Linked DNA regions of Mus musculus: all the other regions are linked to region 2. A link is a loop called in an ENCODE intact Hi-C map of the cell type or tissue named here. Cell type or tissue: heart. All regions are shown on one strand. Each heading gives the region's core, and the rest is flanking DNA. Links, peaks and the distances in the headings are about the cores only.

Region 1 (7,652 bases), core at 1,199-6,198, 120 kb after region 2:
CAGAGATCAAGACAGGTTTTGACATGTTAAGGACCTAACCTTAAGGTGACACTGATAGGTTGGTGAGCCAGACTCGAGCTGTGAGCCCTGACAGCACAAAGCTACTGGCCAATGAGATTATACAAAACATGGAACTTTGGAGATTATCTCTAGGACTGCATTGCTCTGTTCCCAAGACATGTCTTCTCTAGCCTATGTGTTGCTGCCCATCGGCAAGAGGGCTTGAAATGCGTCTGTGTGTGCCCCTGGCTTTGGTGACCATTGAACTTCCAGCACCATTGCTGGACTCACATATGGCTACCTGTCAGTGATAGATAGCTGCTGGCTGGACACTCTCAAGGACATCCGGGACCTCCACCAAAGCCATCCTCCCGTGGCCTGTCATAGCTGAAGGACTTCATGGCAGACTTGGGTTGAGCTTGCAAACTTCTGATTCATCTTCACTGAAGCACTCTCCAGGGACCTGCAGCAGCATTTTCTCCCCAGCCACATGCTCCCTGCTCAAGGAAATGTCTGCTTAACTCTTATACTAATGTGATATTATAAGAAATGTTTGCATGAATAAAACTGAGCATGTTTGAAAGCCAGATCTTGTGTGGACATCCTAATTGCTGAGTGCCTCATAGCCCACAGGCTATGTATGCTCTCTGCACTTCATTTTTAAATTAGTATTATTCTTGGTTTCTTTCTTTGTTCTGTAAAGCCTTGTTTTGTTATTATGTTTTTGTAAGACCTTATAGCTTCACAAAAGCTATAAGACACTCTACAGAAAGTCTCTGAAAAGAGAACCTGTCTTAGTTAGGGCTTTATTGCTGTGAAGGGACACCCATGACCACAGCAACTCTTAGAAAAGAAAACATTTAATTGGGGCTGGCTGTCAGTTTCAGAGGTTCAGTCCTTTATCATCATGGTGGAAAACATGGCAGTGTACAGGCAGACATGGTGCTGGAAATGGAGGCCAGTGTCTTCATCTTAATGTGCAGGCAGCTAGGAGAAACTGTGAAACACTGGTCAGACTTGAGCTTCTAAGACCTCAAACCTGCCCCCAGTGGCACACTTCCTCTACCAAGGACACGCCTACTCCAACAAAGCCATGCCCCCTAATAGTATGGCTCACTATGGACCAAGCTTTTACATGCAAGAGTCTCCAGGGGTGATATCTATTCAAACCACGACAGAACCTAAACAACATTTTTAGCGTGCTAGGGCATTACCCATAGAACCAACAAGAAGGACCCCAGTTACCCCTAATCTTAGAGGTACTCCTATATCTCTTAGGGCTCCCTTAGAATTGGCCCAAAGGTTTTACTGACACTAACCTCTTGACATCTCTCCTTCCTCCCATCCAACATGGGATCAAATCAGACTAAGCAGGATGAATCTAATTGGGGTTATTGTCAGGTCCAAAGGAAACTCCATTTTCCCAGACTCTAAAACGAAGGGATAAATGGCTATCTGCGGTGCCTATTAACACATGCTGGCCTCCAGGATCACTTGGTCTCACGAGAACCTGTCACACATTCCAGAGTCCATGCTAGCTAGCATCCTGGCCCTTCTCACCCCCTCCACTCCCCTAAACTTCCCCAGCCCAAGGCTTCCCTCCCTGTGGCTACAGCTACTCATTGTCCTTAGTACCTTGATGTCTTCCATATGCTCAGTCTCTGTCTTCCTCTCTCAGTCACTCCCTCTCTGTCCCTGTCTCCCTCCTCCTCATCTCTGCTCTCCTTCTCTCTCTGTCCCTTTCTTCCTCTCAGCTCTGTTCCTGCTTCTGTCATGCCCAGGTCCAGTCTGCTGGGCATGTTCAGTTTAATTTCTCTCTCTGCTCTGGCCGCTTCTAGACACCCCTGGCTGTTCTCTCCTTCATAGCTACAATAAACCCCCCTTCTTACCCATACCATAGAGTGGCCGTGCTGTCAGTTTATACAGTTGCCAGGGACAGTGGAAAACAAACCATCAGATGCTTAATCATGGCTTCAGAGAACATTGTGCAGAGACAAGGAGGAAAGCTGTCAGGATTGAAATGGAGTCACACGGGGCAGAATAGTGGCTGCTTGAAATCTCACGACTTGGGAGGCTGGCAAGGAACAGAAGTTTGAGGACAGCCTGCATGTCATAGTACCAAGACACCTCTCTCTCTCTCTCTCTCTCTCTCTCTCTCTCTCTCTCTCTCTCTCTCTCTCTCTCCCTCCCTCCCTCCCTCCCTCCCTCCCTCCCTCCCTCCCTCCCTCTCCCTCTCCCTCTCCCTCTCCCCCCACCCCCAGACAGGGTTTATCTATATAGTACTGGCTGTCCTGGAACTCACTCTGTAGACCAGGCTGGCCTTGAACTCAGAAATCCGCTTGCCTCTGCCTTCCCGGCGCTGGTGTGCCACCACAGCCCTGCTCAAGACCCTTTTCAGGCTAACAGAATGCATTTGTTTGTTCCAGACTTTCCGAAAGAAGCTAAAACCAGGAGTTATGCAGAGACGGTTCTTAGCAGGGAGCTTGACACCCTGAGTGTATTCTAACCTTGGTTCCTTCTCCTGTTCCCTTTGGGGTTTTTGTTTTCAGTCACAGGCCTATCTCACCTCAACCCTGAGGTGTTAAAGCAAAGGGGGACCAGGAGGTTATGGACTTATCTGCCAGGAACAAACCTTCTAAGGAGACACTTGTGTTCCCCTCTTTGACAACCTGACTGCTGACTGTTAAAGAACTCCAAGCTATTACTGCCCCCTCCCTCTCCCCAATCTCCTTCAGGGAGAGGAAACGGCTGAAGCCCTGGGGGCATCCAGAACAGGAATTTGTCTCCTGGAAAAAAGATTTACAGCTTGTGCAATGACCTTGACCTTGTGTCAGACTGGCTTGTGGGAAAGACCCAATGTTGAGACATTAGTGGGCAGGGGAACCTCATTTTGCCTTTTCTCTTTAGCTAGGTGTGTCCCTTGCTTTCTGTTTATGCCCTCCCTCCTGTCAGGCCTGTAGTAGATAGACTAGGGTCACACTGAGCAAATCTCCTTTTTCTGCTCTTCACCATTAACTTGGCTCCCTTAATGGACTCACTGAAGAAAAGACCTGATTAGGACTTGTTGGGCACACAGGCTGTGACCCCCTAGGTCTAGTGAAGATGTGCCAGGGCAGTTGTTGCTTACACCTAACTGCACCAATGTAAGACACACCTGCATCATCAGAGCCTGGACTGGTCCTTTTACCTCGGAATTCCTAGCACCCATCTGAGTGCTCAGGAGATGAGAGATCCTCAGCTAAACACTCTCTCCACCGTGAAAAGAAGCCGTTTCCTCCCCTGTGAGTGGGTTTAGTGTTTGTATCCCAGGACCCTTGGCAGATCTGAAATGGCTCAGGGTACCTTGCTTTCAAAGAAAGCCCACATCGTCGTTCTGGCTAACGTCAAATTTCAGTCTTCAGGCACTAATGATCTTATCTCAGTTTAGGCTCCAACACAGCCCTAACTAAACAAACAAGAGACTGTGGGGACAGAAGCCACCAGAAACATGCCCCAGCAGTGCCTGAAGTCAGGAAAGACTCCCAGCCCCCACCGAAGGCAAACTGCTGCTGAGCTCCAGCCCACAATTTTCGCCCAGGCTGCTGATTGGTCCTCGGAGCCACGGAGCTGTGAGAGAGCTTGTATATATTCCTCAAAGGGAAAGGCTGCCCCAGATTATTGAAGTTTCCACAGACGGTCAGCTGTTGAGAGGTTCGTGCTCAAGTTGAGGATCTAAGCCGCCAGCCAAAATGTGTAAGGGACTGGCAGCTCTGCCGCACTCATGCCTGGAAAGGTGAGAACTGAAATTCTTCAGTGTAGGAGATGAAAATGTGGTGAGCCTTCACTCAAGGGAGGATGCCCAGAGGCTCTGCGGGATGGGGTCCCGCTGAGATGAAACTGATGCTTGGTAATAGACTTGGCTTTGTCTTGTCTGTAGCAGTACTGAGATTTGGAAAGATCTGAGCTAGAGATTCAAAAGGAGATAATCCATGGTCATTTAATATACAGAGTACCAGAGCGCTGTTCCCCCCAACCCCCAGAGGGTGTGTGTGTGTGTGTGTGTGTGTGTGTGTGTGTGCGCGCTAGAAAGAAGGTAACTCCCAACACCGAAAAATAAAAGTATCTGGGTTTGAATTCTGTCTCCCCTACATATTTCCTGGGTAGCTTGAAGCAATTTCTTTAACCTCTCACTTTGCACATCTGTAAAGTGGAAATGGGAAGCATGTCTATCTCACAGGGTGGTTTTGAGGACTGAGTGAGTGAGTGGTCATGTGTGGGAAGTGCTCAGAAGAATGTCTGACACAGTAAACTGTGGGAAAAGTGATCTTCATTCACACAGAGAGATTGGGGTAATGAGGACTCTGCAGGCAGTTTGCAGTGGGGCAGAGGGGGCTTCCCATTATTCCCTATTCATTAGATAGGAGTAGCTTGGTTACTGGGGGAAAAAAAGTCCCTGAGACACAGGGTTTGTCTATTACCTGGAGCTCTGAGACACATGGTTGTCTAGGACTGTGTTGTGGTCTATAGAAAAATCCTATATCTAAAGTCGTCATCTTACTACAAACTTAACAACCCAATACCCGACATGATCTGTGTAGGTAGAAAGGTTCTGCTCTGTAGAGTCCTGATTGATTTTACTTTGACCCTCAACCATTAAAGGGAGTAAAACTGATTCTTGCACAGCCTCCTCTGTCCCCAAGGGTCAATGTCTGTCTGAGAAAGTCATACTGTTTAATGGGCCACCAAAGACTTTTACCTATTTAAAATGTCACATTTTCTTTGACGTTTTTCATTACAGCAATAAATTTTAAGTGATTTTTTTAAAAGAAGAAACAATGGAACATATTCCCTAGAGTCAGAGATGTAAATGTTTTAAATAGATGAAGATAGAAGGAACCAATAGCAGTGACATCTGTAGCTGTATCCACCAGACCAGGGGGAGAGAAGTGGATTCCAGGACTGGGAATTGTTCATTATTCCCACACCCCATGCCTCCCACCTCTCCTACAGAGAGCTCCAGATAGGTGCAGTGCTTAGAACTGAGTGGCATCCCAACTTCTTTGAAGACCAGATGATCCACCTTTGCTTTCTCTCCAACTGTGAGAGTCACACGTTGATCGTTGACCGTGCACAGCATAGAGGGATGAGTGAGCATGGTGAGCCTTTAGCTTACTTGGTATTTGCGTTGAACATCATTAATGCAGTGGATGGAGCTTACATCATTACACTGGGTGAACAGTTGATGCTGTTTATGTGATAGTCTGCAAGGGTTGGGGCATCTTGATATTGTTACTCCTCTTGCCCTAAGTTTTTATGGGAATAATATAGTTTTTAGAGAGCTATAGTGGTGGTATTTTTGCAATTATTTCTTTTACTATCATGTATTGGATTCATTAGCAACATTGGAATTTATTTATTTTTACATTTATCATTTATTCACTAAAGCTGGGACTTTCCAGTTGGGGACTGGTGTTGTTCTTGCTGGAAATGTATGCATTTGAAACCCACTGTAGCTGATAACACATCGCGGAATTCATAATGTTAAGAACACAGCAAACTAATAATGTAGAGGAGAGGCCACTGAGAAACTGTGGATTCTTACTGATGAAACCGTTTCAGTTATTTCAAGCCTGTGCACATCTCTTAGGCATTTGGATGACAAGCCACACCCTGCTCACAGGATAGTGTGCCCCAGGTAGGAAGGTAAATGAGGATGCACATCACGGAGTGCTATGGACCAGCAGGGAGGAATAAATGCAGAGTACTACTAGAAGTCTAAGACTGAGGACTGGATGGGCCTCAGAGCTTTTGATAGTTGGGGAGGACTTCACAAGGGGTTAAGAAAATGATGCTTAAACTACTGTTACAAGGCAGAAGAGTCAGGCATGTCTGTGTAGGAGAAAGAGATGTGAGGGATGCCTTTAAGGCCAAGGGGACAGGCTGCAAATACAAACAAGGACATAAGAGGGTACAGATAGTTTGGCCAGTGTTAATATAACCTGTACCAGCACTCAGGCAACATATGTTTTTGTTGTGTGTCCACTGTGAGGACATCCCATCACTGACTCTCAAGGTCCTTCCTCTGTTGGAGTCTACCACCTCCCATCAGCACCTCCTGCAGAGCAAGCATTTTGTGTGGATCTTTGGGGAGGCATTTAAGATACAAACCACAGCAGGGCTTAGTGGGTGGTTCTTATGGGACCCCTCCCCTCACTGTGTTTCATATTCCACCATCTGTAATGAGATCCTTGGGTACATGTTTATCAAGGAGGGACACCTCCAAGTTTTTAGCTGTACTCGATACACCTCACTCATTATTCCATGGTTTGGATTTGCTTTGTCCCCCAAGGATATGTATGGTAGAGACCATCTAATAGCATCATAGAATATTAAGAGCTCTGGCTGTGGCAGGTGGTTTATTATCACAATAACAAAACACCTGAGAATTAATATCAATTTACAGAGAGAAAAGGTCTACTTTAGCTCCAGGCTTTGGAAGTTCTAATCCATAATCATCTGGCTACACTGATTTTGATTTCAGAACTGTTTACATGAAAGAGTGCATGGCAGAACAAAGCTGTCCACCTCACTCCCATGTAACAAAAGGATGGAAGGGCGGAGGTCTCACACCCCACTGTGAGGACACATCACACCATTGGCTTTCTAGGTCCTTCCTCTTTACAATCCCACCTCCTCTCATTGCCGTTAGCATCTCCTGCAGACCTACATTTTTGTATGGATCTTTGGATTTCTGGGGGGAGATATTCAAGATACAAACCATACCAGGGCTTAGTAGGTGGTTCTTTTGGGACCCTTCCCCTCACTGCTTGGTGGCTTCCTTTCACACACCTGTAATGTAATTCTCACAAGGTTCAAGCTGATTACAAAGACCTGCAGATCCTGCAGAACTGGATGCCTCAGGTATTTTGCTACAGTATCAGAGAATAGATAACACCTCACCCAAAGCCTGACTCTGAGAACTAAAGATGTTTGCATGGAACAAGATTTTTTTCCTTCTTTGGCTGAATTTTACACAGACAATCACCATTTGGTACAAAGTAGGCTCATGATAAATATGTTCCTGAAAAAGTTCTTGACTGATAGTAGCTGAGACCGGGCTGCCCAATGTCAGCCTGGCAATTTTCTCTGCTTTCCAAGGGGATCAGGGAGAACAAACATTAACAGGGACATGTTATGTCATAATGGGAAAAAAAGATCACCTTTCTGTTTCTAAATAATGAGGTATTGGGGATTTCCTGCAAGGGCTGGGGGAGGGGGTGGAGGGAGAAGGTGAAAGGAAAGCCAGCATTTCTATGCCTTGGGCAGGGAAGGTTTAGTTAGTTAACAGGAGGTTGGTTTGTTTCTCAGGATTGCAAGCCTTTGGCTTTTGGACTTTAAGGAACTTCACAGCCTGGACTGTTTCCCTGGGGTCCACCATCATAGCTGCTTTTGTGGCTTCCTCTCCTCCCTCTCACTGGTTTATGCTCTCAGATCCCCAAAGCTTAGTCAGGAAGGGTTCTTGGAAGGTTATAATACCTTTCTCCTTTTCTAATAAGAACTACAGATTAAAGTGGATAGATGATAATAAAATAAAGTTTATTTATGTTTCCTGGGCCAGTGTCAATGGCTTGTCTTGCTGGCTGGAGAAAAAGGGAGTGAAAGTTTAATTAATC
Region 2 (7,652 bases), core at 1,299-6,298:
AATCTTGGTCTAGGGCAGAGTGTTAATACAGGAAGGAACTGCTTCTAGTGACTGCGGGCAATTGTAGCACTCATATAGAAATAGAGTTATGATCCAGTGAAAGAAACTCCAAGAGCTTCAACATGGCCTGTGATCCTGGATTTTCCCCACACGCTTCTTACAGAATTTGAACTTTAAACTATGATTTTTACTTTCTACTACTGAATTTCATAACTGTAAACTTTTATTTAAGAACTAGGATCACTCAAATTTAGTTAAGATGCTTCATACATTAGCCATCTATTTCAGTGTAAATGTTGGGGAAAGCAAAATATCCTACCCTGAGTATTGTTGCTTCCTGTGTTTCAAGAAACCACAGACCTCTGTAGACGCAGGAAAGGCTCAACAAGGTCCTCCTGTCAAAAGACATGTATAGATATTTACATTAGAAAAGAGAAAAAGCAGTCAGAGGTTTCTCTATGGGAAAGTTTCCTCTCTGCATAGAGAGATCTCAGCCTGAAAACAAGACAATTTACAGCCGGGCGTGGTGGCACACGCCTTTAATCCCAGCACTCGGGAGGCAGAGGCAGGCGGATTTCTGAGTTCGAGGCCAGCCTGGTCTACAGAGTGAGTTCCAGGACAGCCAGGGCTACACAGAGAGAAACCCTGTCTGGAAAAACCAAAAAAAAAAAAAAAAAAAAAAAAAGCCATTTCTGATCCCTGCCCAGGTACAGGTCACTACAGGACAATCAGGACAATGACATGAGAGACTCCATCAGTATGGCAAGGCAGCCTCCGTTTACTGTGTATCCCCTCTAGCCACAGCTGTAACTCTCCAGTCACCCTCTTTCCCTACAGAAGTTCATGCCCCTCACTAATCTCTTTCTGCGCTCGAGTAGCAAGTCCTCCTTTGGGTTCAGGCACATATCAGATTCTGGGCTTTTCTGTTCCGTATCCTGAGGTCAGTTTATTTCTTCAATTGAAACCATCAAGCTTTCAGAGGCAAAAAAATTGAATTAAGCATTCAATATTTTTCATCTGCATCTCAGTTTTTGAAATTGTTTATAAGAACATAAGGGGTTACTTGAGAAAAAAAACAAGCCACACCTAGATTAGAGATAGATTAATAACAGAAAACGTGGGTATAAAATCATAATCACACACCCCTCTCTGCTGATGTGATATACACTACTGTCAGGGTAATTCTTATAAACCATCAAACCCTTACAAACGTACAAAGGGCTTACCTACCACACAAATCCCAGCCTTTCCCACTGAAGTTGCCAAAGCCTTTAATAATCTCATGCTCTTTCTGGTCCAAGTTAATGCCTTCCAAGTCTTCTCCTAAGTGTCCAATGTTGTGTTACACCTGCCTGAGAATTTCTGAGGATCAATTTCCCAACGTAAAGCTACCCAGAGGCTCACAACTGCACTTAGAAGTAATAATGCTCTCTTCTCAGAAGCAAATTGTGTTCATTTTAATAGTGCAATTTCAGTTCCAACTCCTGTGTGTGTGTGTGTGTGTGTGTGTGTTGCGTATACAGAGAAAGAGGCCATCTAACTATAAAGATACTATATACTTTATATACAGTAAAACAGCTCTCTGACATTTTAGTTCAAATAGGACAATTACCTCTAGGAGCTCCCATTTCTCCGTTATATGTAACACTTCAGTGCTAAGCACAACATAACTTACATTATATACAACTGGCTTTGCAATGCAAACTTAAGCAAGCAACTCCCAATTCTGAGGAACTAGATAAAGCATTCCTGGAAAATACGGGGAAGGCTTTGTGTTACACCCACGTAGATCCAGGTACATTCAGCTCCCTGACTTTTGGATTATGATATTTTCGCCTTTTGATAAATGGTTCTTGGTTTAATCCAGAGATGGTGGCGCAATGGAGATACATAAAAAATTGGCAAGCATTCAAACAAGTCACACTGACGCCATTCTTGTGGCTCATGCCCGTAAAGTCAGCACTTGAGAGATGGGAGGTGAGAGACTCCCAGGACTCATAGGAAGGGACCTTTGATGAAATGCCCGGCAGTAGGGAGAGGGAACTTATAGAGCCCACCTCCAGCAGAAAGACAGGACATCAAGTGAGGGATGGGGTTGCCATCCCACTGTCACACCTCTGACCCATAATTGTTTCTCTCTGAAAGAATTCCAGGGATGGAAATGGAGAGGAGCCTGTGAAAAAGAAGGTCCAGTGACAGGCCCAAAGTGGGATCCAGCTCAAGGGGCAGTCCCAAGGCCTGACACTACTACTGAGGCTATGAAGCGCTCACAAAAAGGGATCTAACATGACTGCCCTCCGAAAGACCCAACAAGCAGCTGAAAGAGTCAGATGCAGATATTTGCACCCAACCAATGGACAGAAGCAGCTGATCCCTGTTGTTGAATTAGGGATGGCTGAAAGAAGCTGAGGAGGACGATCCTGTAAGGGGACTAGCAATCTCAATTAATCTGGATCCCTGAGATCTCTCAAACACTGGACCACCAAACAGACAGCATACACCAGCAGATATGAGGCCCCCAACACACATAGAGGACTGCCGGGTCTGTGTTCATTCAGAGATGATACACCTAACCCTCAAGAGAGTGGAGGCCCCAGGGAGTTTAGAGATCAGGTGGGGTGGGGGCATCCATGTGGAGACAGGGTGGGGAGGGGAGGAGTTTGGGATGTGGATCAGTCGGAGGGTGGATGGGGAGGGGCGGGGAATGGAATATGAAGTGTAAAAAAATTGAATTACAAATAAAGTTAAATAAATAAATAAAAAAAGGCTAGTCTCAGGAATATAGGGGTTCGAGACCAACCTGGGATAGATGAGCCTGTCAAATCAACACACAAGTTAGTAAACCCAGATGCCCCGATCCTTGGCCTTGCACCCGGCCCTCCAACGCTCACCCGCTCAAACTCACCTGGAGGCCTAGCAGCTCACGGAAAAACAGTTAAAAACCGAGCGTCCAACCGAAAGCCGCTGACCGTTGTCATTTTTCAAACCGGCCGCCTTTTTTTGTGAGGCCGGCCCCTTTCCGCACAGCGCGCTTCCTTCGCGACGGATGCCGAGAAGGCTCAGAAGACCCACGGTGGGTGGGACTTGACGAGTTGCGCAGCGAGCCAGGCTCCAGATCAGCGGAATCATTCTTCAGGGTTATAGTTTCTAGCCGGAACCGCGATTCCGCCAGACCAGGAAGCGCAGCAGTTAGGGGGAGGAGTTCCGGGATGTGTTTACCGGGTTGTCCCAGACTGGAACTTTGCCTTCAGCGTACCTGATAGCGAGCAGGCAGACAGACGGTTTCTAGCCCCTTCTCTTAGGCTCAGAGAGTAACAGGCAATAGAGGATGTGTTGTTCCCAAATTAATCAAAGGCATTATAGAGAATCCAGGAGTAGTAGTAACAGTCTTACTGTTTGATAAGCATTGATGGGGTCAAATTTTGACCTCACTGGATATTTGTACACATCATTTCTCCTTAGGTCCATGAAAGCTTGAGGGCGGGGCAGCGAATGGATGGATAGACATTGTTAAGGACGTCCAATTTAAATCTTTAATTTACTCACTTTGAGGACTCAATATAGGATAATAAATCTAGAAGCATAAACGTACTGGAATATGATTCTACACTTGCCAAACATGAGCAAAACCACTAGTTCATCTCATCGGTGAGCCATTTCTGTGGCTTACTGACATTACAGGTAACAAAGAATATACAGAACTCTCTATTCACGGGTGTTTTAATATCCTTTGAGTACCTTTACTACTTGATTTTTTTAATAAATAGGTAAGATTTTAATTGTTATATTCTTGAGCCAATATTATAGAACATAGTTTCATATAAGTAGATGGAACATGGCTACACTGAAAATACAGTACAATTTAACATGGAGAATTCTGGCAACGTAGCTTTATATCCGGTTTATTCACTGGGCGGCGCTGCTGCATTGATTTTAACATTACTGAGAATTTCATTCCATTTCTTTCCAGTAATCAAAACTACAGAGATAAACATCGGACACAATGTTCTGGATTAAAAATTTTTTTTTTCTAAATTTATGGGCTTTAAAGTACATGTTTACAGTCCTGGCTTAAGAAGAAAAATAGCATTGAATTCAAGTAGTTGTCTGCATTTTATTTCTCTCTAATCATTCTTGTTAATCTGTTTGCCTCTTCAGTCACGTTCATCTTTAGGAAAGATTTTGGAAATTGAGCTATACATTTGAAATACTTTATGCAGTACTAGTCTGAAACTGTAAAATACCTAACATTCGCTGTTTGTGGTGAACTCTAAATAAATACAAGGAACCACAGACCTGGCATTGTGCTTTAACCCCTTAAAATACTTTCCTCAACGTGTACATGAAGTTATATTATTTTAATGTAGTTTATATAAACACCATTCTGAATCATCAGTCAAACATATTTAATATCATGAAAATACTTGCTCAGTGTTTTTATTAATTCAAATTTTATGTTCTAGTAAATTTCCAGTGTTGACTTTATGAGAGCCCGTGGTGTTAACAGTATTTCAAGGGAGCTGACAAGGATTTCTCAGAAAAATTTTAAAAGTAATGTACTCTTCAAACCATGGTTGTGCTTGCCTCTAATGTCAGTACTCCACAGGGAGAGGCAGGCAGATCTCTACGAGTTTGAGGCCAAGCCTGGTCTAGATAGTATTAGCCTGATCTTCATGGTGAGTTCCAAACCAGCCAGAGTTATATATAAGGAGACTCTGGAAACAAAAAAAGAATAAAACTTAATATATTCTATTTTTTGATAGAAAAGATATATAACTTCAATTTATTTGAATTTGTTACCATCTAAAAACATATTTTGAGTAAATAGACTTACATCACATTCTTCTTTCCCTTTTGTTCCCCAACTCCTCCAGGAGAGCCTCCCCCCATTCAAAACCTTCAATACCTTTCATTTGTTATCATATTCTTTAAAATTTATAAAATTTAAAAATGTTTTAAATTTTAACAAAATAATGAGCATTATCAAAGTTGTCTGATATAAAACAACAATCAATTGAACAGTCTTATGTAGATGTTTGTCTACAGCAATACTGAAAATACACGTGTTTTTCTCAATATAAATTTTAAGTAACTCCAAATATATTAACTGTATGATATTTAAAATAATATTTTAAATAATATATCACTTTTAGTTTTTTAAATGATCATAAATAGATGAAGTCTTTGTTTTTATTTAGTACAGCTGAAAATCTTGACTCTTACTGGGGTACACACACAAAATAAGAACAGTTTTTGGACATCGAAGTTCATTGTAATAAGGTTGTACTTGAATGACCCTCACATCACCAAAGAATTTTACCTCCATAGTAGCTAAGCCAAGAGTTGACAGTTCTGCTGCTCCAAGGAATGAATTGTAGACACGATTTTTGGATACAGGTATCCTGCTATGGTCAAAGCTATTTGACTTGAGTGATTATCATCATTCTCAGCCCACAGGGAACAAGTTACATTCATTTAAGAAATGGTGTGTGTATTAAGATGGTCTATCCATGAAGTCATTCATCAACTGTTTCAATGAACAATGGGTCTGATTGGAGGGTGGCACAGACGTTAGGTGAGGGTAAGATTCTGGTTCATTGGCTGTGATGATTTTGAAAAACATTCATCTCAGAATAAGAGTAACTTATAAAGTCCTCTTCTTCAAAATTGATACAATAATTATAAATACCAAGCAATGCCTTCATTCTCACTCTTTGCTATTCTCTTACAAGCCACCTCCCAAGTTAATTGTCTACATTTCTTTTGGCTGTATAAATCATTTTGGAATATGTAAGCTGTTCTAAAAACCATAGTATAGTGTAAAAACATCACATAAACAATCCTACTAATAGAGAGGCTGAGATAGGAGAAGCATGATTTCAAGACCATTATGTGGCACACAGAAAGACCCTGTCATGTACAAATAAGCAGAAAGTGTATATGGATTGTACAATATTGGACGTCTTTCTCCCATTACAAAATTAGAGAAACAACAGGTTGACAGCTGACAAATTTCTAATTCCCATACTTTTGAATTTCAATTGATTATGATATGTTGGCAACATTAATTTTCATACTGAGAGATAGTAAGGAAAAGTGAATGTTACTTCCTGTTAATTTTCTTGTTAGAGGTGGAATTATTTTTGTGTAGGCTTGTTGAAAGACTATTTCTTGCTTCTTCTAGGGTGTAGTTTCACTCCTTGTGTTGTTGGTTTCCATTTATTATCCTTTGTAGGGCTGGATTTGTGGAAAGATATTGTGTAAATTTGGTTTTTTCATGGAATATCTGAGAGTGTTGCTGAATATAGTAGCTTGGCTGTTCTCTTAGGGTCTGTATGACATCTGCCCAGGATCTTCTAGCTTTCATAGTCTCTCGTGAGAAGTCTTGTGTAATTCTGATAGGTTTACCTTTATATGTTACTTGACCTTTTCCCCCTTGCTGCTTTTTAAAAGATGTATTTATTTACCTATTTATCTATTTATTTATTATATCTAAGTACACTGTAGCTGTCTTCAGATACCCCAGAAGAGGGCATCAGATCTCATTGCGGATGGTTGTGAGCCACCATGTGGTTGCTGGGATTTGAACTCAGGACCTTCGGAAAAGCAATCAGTGCTTTTTTTTTCCATTTTTTATTAGGTATTTAGCTCATTTACATTTCCAATGCTATACCAAAAGTCCCCCATAACCACCCACCCCCACTCCCCTACCCACCCACTCCCTCTTTTTGGCCCTGGCGTTCCCCTGTACTGGGGCATATAAAATTTGCAAGTCCAATGGGCCTCTCTTTCCAGTGATGGCCGACTAGGCCATCTTTTGATACATATGCAGCTAAAGACAAGAGGTCACGGGTACTGGTTAGTTCATAATGTTGTTCCACCTATAGGGTTGCAGATCCCTTTAGCTCCTTGGCTACTTTCTCTAGCTCCTCCATTGGGAGCCCTGTGATCCATCCATTAGCTGACTGTGAGCATCCACTTCTGTGTTTGCTAGGCCCCGGCATAGTCTCACAAGAGACAGCTACATCTGGGTCCTTTCAATAAAATCTTGCTAGTGTATGCAATGGTGTCAGCGTTTGGATGCTGATTATGGGGTGGATCCCTGGATATGGCAGTCTCTACATGGTCCATCCTTTCATCTCAGCTCCAAACTTTGTCCCTGTAACTCCTTCCATGGGTGTTTTGTTCCCAATTCTAAGGAGGGGCATAGTGTCCACACTTCAGTCTTCATTCTTCTTGAGTTTCATGTGTTTAGCAAATTGTATCTTATATCTTGGGTATCCTAGGTTTGGGGCTAATATCCACTTATCAGTGAGTACATATTGTGTGAGTTCCTTTGTGAATGTGTTACCTCACTCAGGATGATGCCCTCCAGGTCCATCCATTTGGCTAGGAATTTCATAAATTCGTTCTTTTTAATAGCTGAGTAGTACTCCATTGTGTAGATGTACCACATTTTCTGTATCCATTCCTCTGTTGAGGGGCATCTGGGTTCTTTCCAGCTTCTGGCTATTATAAATAAGGCTGCTATGAACATAGTGGAGCATGTGTCCTTCTTACCAGTTGGTGCATCTTCTGGATATATGCCCAGGAGAGGTATTGCTGGATCCTCCGGTAGTACTATGTCCAATTTTCTGAGGAACTGCCAGACT
Region 3 (7,652 bases), core at 900-5,899, 140 kb after region 2:
CTGTTTCCAAGGTTTCATCACAGTTTATGGTTCATAAATTCTCCTAAATGCCTCCTGTTTAAATTTAAGCAATCTCACTCTCTTGCAGAAACATTTTTCTACTTACAAAAAAAAATTACCAACTTCTTGAATCATGTTAAATGGAGCCATTATTTTTAAGTTTCTTGTTTGAAGCTCTAGCATCTCTGGGGGTCGCTCCAGGATCTGCTGGCTGGGTATACATATCATCCTGGGTCGAGCTGCTGCTTTGGGTTTGGAACTATTATGGGTGCTGTCTATCCATCTTTCCACTCATGCAGTCCCACCATCGCCCTGCGTGTGTGAAAATGGGCAGCAATGTGTATCTGTAGTAGGGTGGAACTGCCTAGTCCTGGAGACTGATAGTATTGTGGTACTTTATCCAGGAGAGTCTCTCTCTCTCTCTCTCTCTCTCTCTCTCTCTCTCTCTCTCTCTCTCTCTCTCTCTCACACACACACACACACACACACATTTTCCTTCTGTGTCTCCAACACTGTTTATCGGAGGAAGCTATAGTGTCTCCTTATGGAGAAGAAAGACTGAAGTGGAATACAGGCCTCGCCTTCATCATCGTCCACTCTTGTAGAAGCTCAGGGTTACAAATCCCCAAGTCAAAGGACTATTAGGAGTTAGAGCTGGCACTGGGAAGTTGCAGTCATTAAATGAATAGACAGAGTGATGATGATGACCGTGGTAACAATGGTAGTCATCACAGTGGCCATCACGATGGCATACTGTTTATGTACCAGGGACTGGACCAGCCTTTACAGTTATCCCTTGCTCTCCTCACAGAAACTTCTTACACCATCTCCTAATTCATCCTAATTGTATAGCTCTGTGGTTGAGGTGCAGGGATACACAGCTTGTGTAAATTCACTCACATAGTAAGTGGCTAAAGGAAAATGAGATGATCCATTCCAGACCAATTTTGGCAGATAAACAAGTCTATTCATGGTTAGTTGTGGTTATATTAGCTAGATTAGTAGTCATTTCTCAGTAGCGTCAGCATCAGTTTTTGAAAGCAGGACCACTGTACCTACAATGGAACCAAAGTGAACGCATACTTTTAGCTGACAAGCTGATGTAAAGTGTTTACGTAATTCATTCCTCAGTAGCAACAAAGTCCCGGGTATTTGTGTTCTGCTTGCACCAGGATGAAGGATTCGCTAACCCATGAGAGAATCTGAGTTGAGATTCTGATGCCCTTGTGGTTGATATTAGACAACAAGAAACCTCAGAGTCAATGATCAAACCACAGAGGCCATCTCCAGGAGTGAAAGGTTAGCTCCCTCTTTACAAGCCTGATTTAACATGGACGGGGATCCACAGTGGGCTTACCAATTCAAATCTGAGCATTACTCCTATGACTAGAGAGAGATTGGTATGGAACACACATTTTTTTAAAAGTCATTTGTAGCAAACAGCCCATTATCAATGATCTTGATCAGACTAGCAGGAACAGGTAGAGATGGCCTGACCCGAGGCTGGACTTTCTAAAAAGCTTTCTAAAGTGTTTATCACCACTGAGAAGTGCATATCTGGTTAGAAAGATGCCCAGTGCCCTACACCTATCTCACAGCGTATCAACTGTGAGCAGCTAAAAGTATAACAGCTAAAAGGCTAACAGATTTGTCTTTGGCTCCACAGAAGATTTTCTTACAAGTAGTAGTGTGTGGCATGGGGCAGGCTCACAGCAAAGATGCTGCTCATTAGACTGTTAAGTAAGTGAGCAGAAGAAGAAACTGCGTATGGCCCAGGTTTTGAAATGGTACTCTGTCTTATGAAGAAGTTAGCTTATCTAGACAAGTTTTCTGTTGACTACCTCTGTGTGTGTGTGTGAATACACACACACACACACACACACACACACACACACACACACACACACACACACACATTTGTGGAGAGGCCAGAGGACATTATCATTCTTCAGGGTTCTTTCTTTCTCTCTCTCCCTTCCTTCTTTCCTTCCTTCCTTCCTTCCTTCCTTCCTTCCTTCCTTCCTTCCTTCCTTCCTTCCTTCCTTTCTTCCTTTCTTTCTTTCTTCCTTTCTTTCTTTTTGAGACAGAGCCTGTCACTGGCCTTTAATTCACAAAGTAGCTTAGTCTGCCTAGTGAGAACGTAAGGATCTGTGTGTCACCAACTCTCCTACCTGGGGACTATATGTACACAGTGCCTGGCATTATTTTTTTACATCTAGTTTCTGGATGCTTCCTGCTTACGAAGTGAACAGTTTCTGGGCCCGAGCCGCCCCCACTAGTGTTTTGTGGCCTTTGCCTGTGAGGGCATCTGAGTGACAACTGTTTGGGGACAGCTCAGGTAAGAGCTGGAGCACAGAATGGCAATTGTTGTGATTAAGTCTGACAGGAAATGGTGGGAGGTAACAAGAGCTCGAAGGACGCAAGAGGTAAATGTGTTTTCTATAAATATGTCATAATTGACAGCTGTTGTCAATTCCATTTTTTTCAACCATTTTATAGTTCAGAATGTCATTTAATGTAATTAATCACATGAGCTTTGGGAGACAGCTGTCATTGCTGAAGCCACATTTCAGTTATTTAACAACGGGGACACTGTATTTTCTGCCATCCTTCTCCACTTTCCTACAGCTTACATCATCAAGGGATATTTTATACAGACTAACCCTAGGGTCATTTGCCTAAGATACTGTAAGTAAATTATGAAAATGAGGTAAGAAATTAGGTATAAATTCTCATGCAACACGCTGATGGATAGCTATAACAAACACCATGGATGTTTTGTTTTTAGCCAGATGGAAATGGTAGAGTGGTGGAGTGGAGTCTTTCTCCATCTAAATGGTCTGGTTCTGCCTTCTTCCTGGTCTTGAGAATCGATCATTGATTTTTAGCAGTCATGTTCAGAAGATTTGAGAGGGGGTAGCCGAAGATGGTAAATAAAAAGCATTCTGTGTGTGTGTGAGTGTGTGTGTGTGTTTGTGCGCGAAAACAAGCCCGCGTGTGTGTGTGTGTGTGTGTGTGTGTGTGTGTGCTGGACATGTTTTCATGGGTATTTATTGGGGAGGGAAGATAACACATAGTCTTTTCACCTTTGTGGAAGAAGCCTGCAAGGTTAGCCAGATCCAAGGTTCTTTCTACAGCAATTGTAGCTCATGCCTCTTCATAGCCAGCAGGGGGCATCTGCAACAAAGATTTGGGTTGCCTTGAATTTTACCCTGACCAAGGAAAAAAGATCAAGTCTTTTGGAAACCAGTTTTGAAAATGAGGTCCTACACTCCCCAAACTCCTTGCAGAGAGCCTTTCTTTGTGAGGAGTGTTCTTGAACTGTGTCTGGCGTCTAGACTTAAACCTTCCTGTGTCTACCAGATATGTCCCAAGCACAGGACCCTTACTGCCCCTCTGTCTCTTTAACATGGTGGAATGTAAGTTTTCTCCTTACACCCAGGTTCTCTTCTCATTAAAATAGACCCTATATAAGTGATCTGAATAATTGAATACGTGCACCACTTAAGCCCCGCCCACCAGCTTTTATCTTGTTTTCCATTTTCTTCTCTTTCTTGTTTTTATTTCGGGGGGGCTGGAAATCTACCCAGGCTCTTGCCCATTCTAGGCATGCACTCACCAAGCTTCATCGCCGGCCTCGGCTTCTCACTTCTCTGTCTCCGGTTACTTTAAAGAAAGAAACAGAACTCAGCCACTTTATGGTCCTGGCAGTCATCTGGTGGCTTTATGTGTCTTCAGTCATGCTAGGTGATTGCCATGTTAAGCAGTCAGATTCAGAAGATCCCAGGGAGTTGGTGGGGGTGGCTGAAGATGGTAGCTAACAGGTGTGTGTGTGTGTGTGTGTGTGTGTGTGTGTGTGTGTGTGTGTGTGTGTGTGTATGCATTTCCATAGGAATTTATTGTTTTTTTAGGAAGCAAGAACACACATCATCTCTTCATTCTTGTGTCCCATCAGTATTTTCTAACGATGGGGAAATGCCTACTATGTAGTTTCCTGTGTGCAATGAGCCCTTTGGAGTTGTTCCAGACACTACCAGGGCCAGAAACACCATCTTAATCCTTGAAACATCTAGAGTCAGAGCCTCTCTATCGGCTCTCAATCAAGTTCTCTTGAATATAGTTCTATTTCAAAAAAAAAATTCATCCAGCCATACTTCTGTTTGTAGTGTCCTGGTGCTGGCCTTGCACACATACATCTAAAGGTTAAAACTTGCATCCAGTCTATTCGCTGGCAGGAAAGACTAAGATGGTCTGTGGCTTTCTGGGATTTCTATCCCCTGGCCAACATCCCACACAGGGAACAGATTTTACCATTGCACAAGGCTACTACTATTCAGACCTTTGCAGCTTGAAAAGTGTGACTCATCTCCAGAATTCTCTCCCTCTGATTAAATGCTCCACCGGGCATTTCCAATTGATTTTATTTCAAAACAAGTTTTCTTTTTCCTTGTAACACAAAAGGATAACAGACCCAAGGAGACACAAATCATTTGGTGTTAATCAGCATTAATGTAATTTAGCCAGAGGGAAGGGCCTAGTGTGCAGTCGAAGAAAGCGAGGGACCATAGCTGATGTGGTAAACACATTAGAAAGTTCTCCTCTCCAGATAGAGATGATTTTGAAATTCAATTAATGTCAGATACGCTCAAGTTTATCTAGAAACGGGAAACGAATTTGGTGAGTTTGAACCTCTTTGGCTTTCCCATTGATTTGTACTATTCCCACACTGTGTGAGGCTCTGACAGGAAGGAAGGCAATGGAGGGTGAAGCTCTTTTCTGGGAACTCTTGAGAGCCATGCAGTAATTCTGTGGGGTTTTTTTTCTTTCTTTTTCTTTTTGGAGGGTTTTGCTTGCTTGCTTGCTTGCTTTGTTCTTGTGAGGCTGCCAAGTATTCAGACTGGCTGGAACCTTATCACTGGTTATTTTCATTGGTTACTGCTTGGTGAGAGTGAATGCAATCTTACTCATCGTACTCATCCTTCTCTTCAGGATTACAAATGAATAAGTAGGTCAGTTCCTGATGAGCTTTCAATGTCTTCTTCTTCAGCCTATATATACTAGGCCAGGGACAAAGCCTCAGCAACAGAGTTCTCCCAAGCACACTGTTCCCTCTTTCTTGCATTCCCAAGGCCAAGAGGAAGAGAATACCTGGTGTTCTGGTATAGGTATCAGCTCTGAGAAGAGGAACACACGTGTATGCATGCTTGTATCTGTGTGTATACACAAACACACACATAAGTGTATATATTATAAGTATTATATATCTCATGATGTCTATGGAGCAAAGGATAACTTTAAAGTTCTCATCTATCCACCTTTGCGTCCTATATGGTGGGATTATAGGTCTTTGTCACTATGCCCAGTTTATGCAGTTCTGAAGGTCAAACCCAGGGCATCTTACACACCAGGTAAACAACCAATTGAGGCTCATCATCAGAACATGATTTTTCAAAAAATAAGTGATGTTATAAGTAGTACGTCTTTTCTAGATCACATAACACACACAAATGGCCACTGGACAATTGATATAGATAAAATGTCTCTAGAGTTTTGTTTCACTCGTGTGTGTGTGTGTGTGTGTGTGTGTGTGTGTGTGTGTGTGTGTATACCATCTTAGGAAATGAGTGATCATTTATAAACAATCCTTATGGTAAAATGCATCGATAAATGGACAGATAAAGACAATTTGATCCAACCCAAGTTAATAAAATAGTTGGCCTCCTCTTTACATGGAAACATTTTTTTTGAAGAGCCCTTTCTCTACCTTTAACTCTTTCTTGCACACATGCCAAATATGTCACAAGCTTGGTGCAGCATGGTGGTCCCTTGTCATCTCCATTGAGAATAGGAAGACAGGATGACCACATTCAATACCGCTTTGTACTATGAACTGCATTACATTTCACAATCAAGCAATCCATCTCGCGGCCTTCTCTCTGCCCTGAAAGGTCAGTCAGGCTAATGTTAACAGATTTATAAGAAACAAAAATGATCTTGCTCAAGTGAGTGACAACTGGCCATTCTCCAACTCTACTTCTGCTTCTTTTGAGAAGTTTCCTGGACTTACCCTAGTGGGAACTGAGACTATCTGTTCAGGGTCTGCTTCCTTCCGGAAACCCCAGTGGAAGAGTTCAATGGGCTATAGGCATCTTAAAAGCAAAGACCAAGGCCTATGGGTGTTTGTATATTTATTATGTACTACCTGGCACAGAAAACATAATCAATTTGTAAATTCGCAAGAAATGAATGACTATTTTAAACTCTGTTGTTACCTTTACCCCTTCATACTTGACTATTGCTCTTGCATGAGAAATTGTAAACCAGCACCTTCCTGCCTTTTACAAAAGCAAATGACTCCAGTGAAGCAAGAGAGAAAAGAACAAAGAAATAGAAGTGGGGGAAGAGGGGGGAGGGGGAGGAAGCCTAAATCTTAAAGGACCAACCAAACAATACGAAACCCCCAAACATGAGAGTGTATCACTCGTCTTTATAGAAGTGTTGGTGGATGCAATGTTGTGTCAAGTTCAACATTAATAACAGCTTTCCATATGTGCACAGCGGGAGAGGCATGTGGAGTCCAGGAGGCAGATGACTCTTTTTACTGGATAGTGAAGTGTGCCTGGGAGAAGATAGACCTTGTATCTCTGACAGTAGTGCTCTGTACTGGCCAGCAGGGGGTAGTCACAAGTGCTGTATACATTGTCCAGTCAACTCCCAATGATCAATTTTTTATCCCAGATAATATTATATGGTAGTAGTCTTACTTCCAGAGCTAGAATTTTCCAGGAGCCCTTTACAATTTAAAAAAAGTGATCTATGTCATTTTCTGACGCTTTCATTTGGTGCTTATAGGTGGAAGCCATGGGCTAGAGCTGGTTGAAAACAATAATTATGCAATTAAAGCTAGCAATTCAAATCATCTCAAAAGTCTGAGAACTTAACTATTTCACCAGACCCAACTTCCAAGCCAGAAACACTTAACATCAGGTAGTTTGTGTAACTTGTAGAGCCTGAACTCAAAGGGAGAACATCTCACTCACTGTGTAATATAAGCTGTCGCTTCCCCTGCCCCGCAGCAGATGATTTCCAATTCCCATCACAAAGCTTTGTTTAGCTAAGATACGCTTGATGTTAAGAGGTCGGGGGCTGTGCTCACTCACCGGGAAGTTTCTAGAGAAAGAACAAAAGTAAAATGAAACAGAGATGAAAAGACACCTCAGAGTTAACTATTTCTAAATCAATTTCTACACCATATTTTGAGCTAGTAGGACATTCTACATGGTAATTGGGTATTTGTGGCTTTTGTAAGTTGCAAGACAGGGCTTTCTTAACTGTGACTCTAAGATGCAAAATTGTTAATGTTGGTTGTGTATGTTACCTCTTTGCTATCTCTATGCACCAAATAGAAAAGTATGTTTTCGATATCAAAATCCTGTCTGATTATAATGTGAACCCCTCATAGCTCTTTAAGGCTTTGCTTATGATTGGTACTGACTTGGAGACCAATGGTAACAGATTGGTAAGAAATGAAATCGAGATAATTTTAGCTCATGATGACAAATACTATTGAATATTTGCTAGGTTGCCAAGCAACTGTGCCAGGCACAGAGATTAAAAGGCATTTAAGACTCGACTCCTACCTTGAAAGGGTT
Region 4 (7,652 bases), core at 1,021-6,020, 390 kb after region 2:
TACATCTAGTAAATAAAAATGCGAAAATAGCCTTATTGAACCACATAAACAAATAGTAGTGAATGCTACTAATTTTTAACCATTTTTTTAAAAAATGACAACTGGAATAAAATGTGAAAGTATTTGATGTGACCCAATCAATTTCCCACTAGCATTCAATACTTCTACCTCATTCTGTCTTGTGTTTTCGAGAGCCAAGCTTTCATGGCAATTTAACGTAAACTTCTAGGTGGCTCCATCTCAGAATAATCCCGGCTATACACAGTGCCTTGTTTGCACCCGGGACAATCCTACCTATGGTTTAGAGTCTCGCCGTTCAGGAAAGGGCATACTATTATTCTTTCAATGCAGCAACAGAACGGAAAGTTCTGAGCGATGCCAGGCCTGAGGATGGGGTGAGGGCAAAGGACTGAGGCAGGTACACAGGTCTATGCAACGGAGAGGCATGGCAGGAGTAAGTAGAGGAATAGCCTTGGGTTTACTGTGCAGATGGGATGCTGAGCGGGAGCAGAGAAAAGCAGAAGGGAAACAGGGCTGGAGAGGTGGCTCAGCAGTTAAGAGCACTGACTGCTCTGCCAGAGGTCTTGAGTTCGAGTCCCAGCAACCACACGGTGGCTCACAACCATCTGTAATGGGATCTGATGCCCTCTTCTGGTGTGTCTGAAGAGAGCAATTGTGTACTCGTATACATAAAATAAAAATTTTTTAAGTCTCAAAATCCCAGGAAACAGTGCCCCAACTATCAGAAACAAGAACCAGGGGTCTCAGCATCCTCCAAGGAAGAGCCCATTGGAATGCATAGATAGATGTACAGACGCATAGACAGATGTACAGACACACAGAGCAATGAGCTTGGGAACTTAGCACTGAGCCAACTCTGAGAGCAACAGAGCCAACTGTCAATCCTTGTCTGCCATGAAACGTCTCTCAAGTTCACTCTGTTCTAAGCCAGACTTGGCTCATGCTAGGATAAGGAAGGACACAGAGAATCAAGCTGCAGAGGCCAAGCTGCCCTAGGCGTAGGAGATAGAGTGTTGTAAACTGCCATTGCCGGTCTGTAGAATAAGCACGGGTTCAAACCTCTTCCTGGTTCCAATAGCTTATAAGTCTCTACTGCTGACCCAGTATGTGCTACAGCCTGATTTCATGTTCTCAGAAGAGAATCTAGCATAGTAGCTGAGGGTAAAATGGGACACACACACATAGATATGTGTTCATATATATGTGTGTGTGTGTGTGTGTGTGTGTGTTCTTATATATATATATATATGTTCGTGTGTGATATGTGTGGTGTGTGTGTGTAGAGAAAGAGAGAGTGAAAGAGATAGAGCGGGAGAGAAGAAGACAGACAGACAGACTGAGGCTTGATTTACACATGTGAGAGGACAGGATGCTGCCTATCTCTAAATTCTGTATGTGACCTGAAGGTTTCATAAATGTTTGCAAGATCATCATACAAATGGGAAGTAACCCTGATCTTTTGAACTATTGGGAGGGACAAAAGGGCAAGGCTGCAACCACAGGCATCAGAGGACAATCTCACAGACTCCGAGGACAATCTCACGCAGTGAGGATCAAAGTGGAGACCGCGTGGATTTTCCATGAGGAAGGCCTGTGTTCTGCTATCACAGGAAGAGAAGCAGAGGAAGCCTCGTGTCTGGTTTGAGCTTTGGTCTCTGTGCGTTTGGGATCTGGGGGGGGGGGCGGGGGGGTTGTGAGCAGTGGGACTGAGCACCAGGAGAGAAGAATCCCAGATGCTGTAAACAGCCCCTTAAGTCCCTTCCATCATCACGTCCCCCAAAGGGACATCTCCAGCACTCCAGCCAGCTACGTGCTTCTCCGCATTCTCAGCCAGATGTAAGCTGGCCAAGGAGTGGCCATCTGGACTCATAGAGCCCATTAGAGCCATAACAGGCAGCCTAGTCTGGTTATAAACACCAGCGTCTCTCAAGCCAGCTGTCTCACGCTCGGTAATGACACACTTGGGAGGCATCTGGTTTGGGACAGGAGACATCTCTCCCATGGGCTTCAGGAGCCTGGGGGTATCTGGCCCAGGCAGGCAGCACAAGGCTTCTGGAAGAAGGCTAGCAGGCTCTTTCATTCCCTACCTCGTGCTTTCATCTTTGTGTGCCTACCTGTAAGGAGTGCATGCCTGCACGTACACGGTTTGGGAATTATTTTCTCAGGAACACTGGAGACAAAGGGGCTTTCATTAAAACAGGGATATGTGAGAGATTTGAGAACATCTGGGTCTGTCAAGTATAAAGCCATTTGGACTAGGAAGGGTCACATATGTAGGTAGCCCAGGCCTTAGACATTCTTATGTCCTATTCTTATAGGAGGAGGCTGTCTGGGGGCACTTGTCTACGAGCAAACACACCTGTGTCCTCCCCTTCTGTAGATGGTCAAAGGGAGGCAGGAAACAGGCGGGAGGCCACTCATGAACGGAAATCCCACCTCTCTGTTCACATGAAGCCCAGAATGACAGCTGTTCCTCAACAACTATGCAGTTCCTTCTCTTGCTTCTGCCGCAGCTCTGCCTGTGACTCCTAATTAAAAGGAGCACGCTGTTTCTCAGTTAGTCATTAGACGTCTGTCCCCCTTCCCTTATCTTTAAGCTGCCAGGGGAATGAGATTGCAGGCAGGTGACTCTTGCCACCTCCAAGACAAAGCAGCTATTATGGAGCAGGTCTTTGAAAATGAAGTGAATCACATTGATTGGAAAGCCCCAGCCAGTGATAACGTCCATTTAATGGGTGGTAACTGCGTTGGGCATGTTGCTAACAGCTTTGCTTGGATTGTAAAGTGGGTTCTTTACATTTAAACACACACACACACACACATTCGCTGTCTCATAAGTCTGCCTCTAAGACTCACAAAGGACAATTGCTAAGCTGAACTAGATGTTGCTGAAGTCTTAAGTAAAGAAAGTGAGCTAAGTGGAGAAGTGGGGGGCGAGAATGACTCGTCCTGTGCAGAGCTTGAAAGGTGGAAGAGACAGCTGTCCCCAGGGAGGCCAGAAGCACAGAAGACGGGACTGCTGGGCACCTAGGCCTTTGGGGAGGTGGGCTTACATCCAAGTAGAGAACATGCCCCTCAGACGTCTAAGCCCTGAGGTGTTCCTTACAGTGAGAAGCTGGATTACCACAATCAAGTGAAGTGGGGTACAGGTTGCTGGGTGAACCCAACTCCAAACTGCAAAACCTGACAGAGCTTCAGTCCACAGCCAAGGGAACATGCATAGAGCGCCACCTAGAGGGAGTCAGGGGACCATACCCAAGCAAGCTGTGCTGAGACAGAAGGCAGGCCACATTCTCCCAACTACTGCAGTGGGGGCTGTCCCTGACTCTGTTGCCTGCCTGTGGGTCTGCTTTCCACTAACTGAGCCTCAGTGAGAGAGGGTGCGCCTAGTCCTGCATCGACATTTGCTGGGGGTAGTGGGGTACCCAGGGAGAGCTCCCCCTTCCCCCAGGAGAAGGAGGGGGGGGAGTAGGGGCAGGAGCCGGAAGAGGGAGGAACTGGGAGGAGAGGCCTGGCATTGGAATGTAAAGTGAAGTAACTAATTAATTTTAAAAAGAACATTCAAAGAAGCAATATTTCCTGTAACGAGTAAAGCTTTCTGGAAACAATAAAGTTTTATTAGAAAGAAAGAAAAGAGAGGAGGAAGGAAGGAAGGAAGGAAGGAAGGAAGGAAGGAAGGAAGGAAGGAAGGAAGGAAGGAAGGAAGGAAGGAAGGAAGAAAAAAGAAAAAGAAAGTCTGCAGTGAGGTAGGTAAATGCTACAACAGCAGTTCTGCAGGAAGTTTTATTGTTTTTCATTCTTTTGGGTTTTTGGGGAGTTTTGGGGGTTTGGTTTTTTTTTTTTTTGGTATTTGGGTATGTTTTAAAGGTCTTATTTTTATTTTAGGAGCTTCACTCAAAATGACCTCTCCTAGAAATATAATTTATTTAATCAATACCAAAAAAAAAAACAAAAAAAACCTTTATTTAATTTTCTATTCTGACAAAAGACAATCGATTCTCAGCACCTAATTCTGTGTTTTGCCTAGTGTGATTGCACAGGCAATTCTAGCAGTTGGGACGTTAAAGAAGGAATATTACAAGTTGTAAAACAGCCTGGGTTACAAGTCCCTGTCTCAAAAGTCAATCGACAGCACTGAAAAGGAAGGGAATTTAAATGCTTCCAAACTTCTGACACGGAAAAATGAAGCTTCCAGGTAAGAGGTCTGAAAGCATGAAAGCCCAACTCTGCGAAACAGTATGTGCCTTCAGACGAAATAAATCACCAATGTAAAGGGAACTGGAAAGGGCCACTTCGTTAGGCCAGAGAGGGGCTCTTGTTCTGTTCCAACCCTTCCCTTCCGAAGGCTCTGGGGCAGGACTTTATAAATGATTAGTTTCAGGTCTCACTTTCAACGCAGCTAAGCAGGGTACATGGTTTTAGTGCGCCACCCAGTGCCAGAGCCAGAAACTACAACAAACTTTCACAAGGCGGGAATTAAAGGAATCCGACTGAATATCCAGCCTTGGTTAGTTACTTCTGTAGCCCGTGCACCTAAATTCCAATACAAGTTCAAAGTTCAGCAGTTCTGAACTGAATGGTTTCAAACTCTGTCGAAAAGCAAACAGTATCCGGGGGCGGGGTCTGAGCAGCTTTCTTATGGCAAACTCAACCTAATACAAGCGGCCAAAAGGGTCTGGCTTTAAAAAGTAGAAGCACTTCATTCCCTAAGGATAGTTCTCTTTACAATTGTGCCACCCTCTCTTGGACCCCACACTTCAAAGAAGAGCATACCGTAATAGACAACTCGGATGCCTCAGGCAGACGCTGAAGCTCCGTTTCGGCCGTAAGGATAGAGAAAGGAAGTCGTGGCTTTAAGCTCGGGGATACTGGAACAGTAATTGTGATGGGGTAGACTAGTATGGAGAGAGCAACAGCCGGCATTTTTTACTTCAATGCATGTTTCCTATTATTTCCTCTTAATTCACCTTCAATGACCGTGGAGTCTAATGGAATTCTTCCTTAAACTGTTTGCGATTCTATGTGTAAATCAATATCCTTGGACTTGTTGCTATAAAGTCCATTTTATTTCTTGGCTTTAATTACCAGTGGCACCATCACTGACTAAGATGCTACTGCTAATTCCAGAATAAACACCAGTGAGGGTCAAGATATTTATTTTTAAGTATCATTTTGTTAACATGAGACCTGTTTTGACCACATTCCTTATTCATAGACTATCTTCTTGTTCACAGAATTCCTGTTCACATACTATCTCCTTCGTTCCACTTGCTGTGTGCCTGTTTGAGTGCCACTTTTTGGTTTCTTTTGTTTTGTTTTTCCAGATAGGGCTTCTCTGTGTAGCATTGTAGAACTAGCTCTGTAGACCGGGTTAGGCTGGAACTCACAGAGATCCACCTGCCTCTTCCTCCCAAGTGCTGGGATTAAAGGTGTGTAGCCTGTGGCAGCCACCACAGCCCCCACCACCAGTGCCTGATCTTCTGCACTATCTCACCAGCGCAGTGCCATGCTCAAGGTCTATATGTGGCATCAACCCAGCAAGGATGGTAGTTGTGTATGAAAGAGGTTTCTTGATTGTAGCAAAGACAGTTCCTCAGTGGATGTTCAAGAGAGGGATTGGAATCCTTCCTTGGCTCTGGGACTTGGGCATGAACAGTTAGGGGCTTAGTGGTTAAGAGAGAAGTAGTGAGAGATCACTTCCAGAAGACCCAGGTTCAGTCCCCAGCCCCTACATCAGGCAGTTCACAACCACCTTGGAATACCAGCTCCAGGGAATCCAACACCCTCTGGCCACCACAGGCACCTACACACATGCACACATATCCACATGCAGACACACATACATACTAACAATTTAAAATAATAATATTTAATCTTGTTTTAAAGAGTGAACAGTTATGAAAAGAAGTGATCAATCTTGACAAAGCACTCGGGTTTTCCAAGCAACAATGTCTTCCTGAATCCAGATTTCAGCCTCTTGGCTTAGCCCCTTCATACTGTGTTCCACAGACCTTCACAGACATGGCAGCTTACAAACAATAAAATGTTATTTCTCACCTCGCTGGAGGGTGAGATCAAAGTATGGGCAGCTTTGGTGCCAGATGGGTGTGGACCCTTCTCCCTTGACAGAGGGATGAGGAAGCTCTCTGGATCTGCTATAGTAGAGCTCTAATACCACTAGCAAACATTCTGCCCTAATGACTGTAAAATGAGCACTGCCTTGCCGGCATCATTCCTACCTGATGTGGTCATGTGACTAACTGCTTCCTGCTCCCATCACCTTAACTTCCTTAGCTCCATGGGCTGAACTGCAAACTACGCCAAAGTAAAGCCCTTTCTCCCTAAAGTTGCTTTTGCTGGACTACTTTTTTACAACAACAGAAAAGTGAGACGAGGTTGTTTAGAAATAGGGTCTTTGTGAGTGTGAACTAATCAAGATGACTGCACAAGGCAGTGGCTAATCCAACATGCCTGGAGATTTTACAAAATAAGAAGAGACAGAAAAACAGACACAGGAGGGAGAAGCCTGTGAAGAGTTCCAAGTAGAACTTAGAATTGTGCTCCCACAAGCCAGCCTCTAACCCAGAGGTTCTCAAACTTCCAAATGCTGCAACCCTTCATACAATTCTTCATGTTGTCATGTCCCTATACCAACAATAAAATTATTTTGTTGCTACTTCATAACTGTAAATTTTGCTACTATGCAAACTATCTGATACCCTCTTTTGGGGGTTCGGGACCCACAGGTTGAGACAGGTGCTCTAGAGCTATCATAAACTGCAAAAGACTGGTGTAATTCTCTTGACAGCCTGCAGGTGGAGTAGCTGCTACTGCGCCTGGGTTTCAGTCTGTCGCCTCCTCCACTACCAAAAAAAAAATCATTTTCACTGTTTCAAACCAGCCAGTTAGGGTAACTTGATATGGCAGCCACAGAAAGTTCACACTGTTTCTGCTCAGCGTGTAGAACACGGGGGAAAGGTGGCTGCTTAGCGTTGTAGATGAAGTGGGTATTACAGGACTGTGTCACTAAGGAGATGACATGTTATCTAAAGTTACTCATTAAATCCACGAAGAGATTAGGAGTTTGTTGGTTTAATAAATGTGTGTACTTTGTCTCCAATAAGGGTGGCCCCTGCTGTTATCTGATCACTCTGTGACTGCAGGTTGAAAATTGTTACCAGAAACGGAGGCTTGCCTGGTGCCTTTCCTGGCATAGCGGTCTCCAAGAAAGAAACAAGGTATCTTGACCTCTAGAGCACCCTGGGAGAACGCAGCTGGTTCGCCTAACTCAGCAAGGTTCCTGAGCATTAAGGCCACCAGGAGAAAACCTGGGCTTTGAATCCAGAATGAGAAAATTGGGAGCATGTGAAATTTGGGAAATGAACCAACCTGCAGTCAATGTGAGCTAACTCACGATGAATCTATGAAAATCTGAGCAACTATGGTTTCCTGAGTTTGAAATACTTATTGGTACTCAGCCTTATTTTGAAAGCACGCTTATCTTTCCAGTTTCATTTACAAAAGCACTAGAGGGTGTTTGTTTGTTTGTTTGTTTGTTTGTTTTGTTTTGTTTTATATTTAATAGGAAATTCAAAGGCATTTTTAATTCAAAGGCATATTTAAGTTGCTTT

Evidence for each region. Peaks named below come from ENCODE experiments on the same cell type or tissue, not always from the same donor. Only the 100,000 strongest peaks of a DNase experiment are listed, where the experiment ranks them.
Region 1: it touches region 2 in a loop (2.8-fold over the local background); 6 of 42 quality-filtered maps call a loop at or near these places.
Region 3: it touches region 2 in a loop (4-fold over the local background); 21 of 42 quality-filtered maps call a loop at or near these places.
Region 4: it touches region 2 in a loop (5-fold over the local background); 31 of 42 quality-filtered maps call a loop at or near these places.

Annotation. Positions count from the first base shown.
Region 1 is chr1:169,651,850-169,659,501 of GRCm38, forward strand. Rgs5 (regulator of G-protein signaling 5) reads left to right here and starts at 3,652. Exons shown (of 5, transcript NM_009063.4): 1 at 3,652-3,772. The coding sequence starts at 3,729. In heart, for the core only: no CTCF peak of the experiment used is centred there; a DNase peak (open chromatin) is centred at 3,562; H3K4me3 peaks cover 1,160 bases; H3K27ac peaks cover 2,074 bases.
Region 2 is chr1:169,528,417-169,536,068 of GRCm38, forward strand. It overlaps Nuf2 (NUF2, NDC80 kinetochore complex component), which reads right to left and starts at 3,048. Exons shown (of 15, transcript NM_001355159.1): 1 at 2,906-3,048; 2 at 320-395. Gm34624 (a long non-coding RNA gene) reads left to right here and starts at 3,161. Exons shown (of 3, transcript XR_373698.2): 1 at 3,161-3,681. In heart, for the core only: a CTCF peak has its summit at 3,902; a DNase peak (open chromatin) is centred at 3,135; H3K4me3 peaks cover 2,239 bases; H3K27ac peaks cover 1,364 bases.
Region 3 is chr1:169,667,660-169,675,311 of GRCm38, forward strand. All of the region lies in intron 1 of Rgs5 (regulator of G-protein signaling 5), which reads left to right. Among named protein-coding and RNA genes, the nearest start is that of Rgs5, 16 kb to the left of the region's middle. In heart, for the core only: a CTCF peak has its summit at 3,169 (motif pointing right); no DNase peak of the experiment used is centred there.
Region 4 is chr1:169,914,943-169,922,594 of GRCm38, forward strand. No RefSeq gene overlaps it. Among named protein-coding and RNA genes, the nearest start is that of Gm39699, 7.3 kb to the right of the region's middle. In heart, for the core only: CTCF peaks have their summits at 3,260 (motif pointing left) and 4,461; DNase peaks (open chromatin) are centred at 1,979 and 3,389; H3K27me3 peaks cover 583 bases.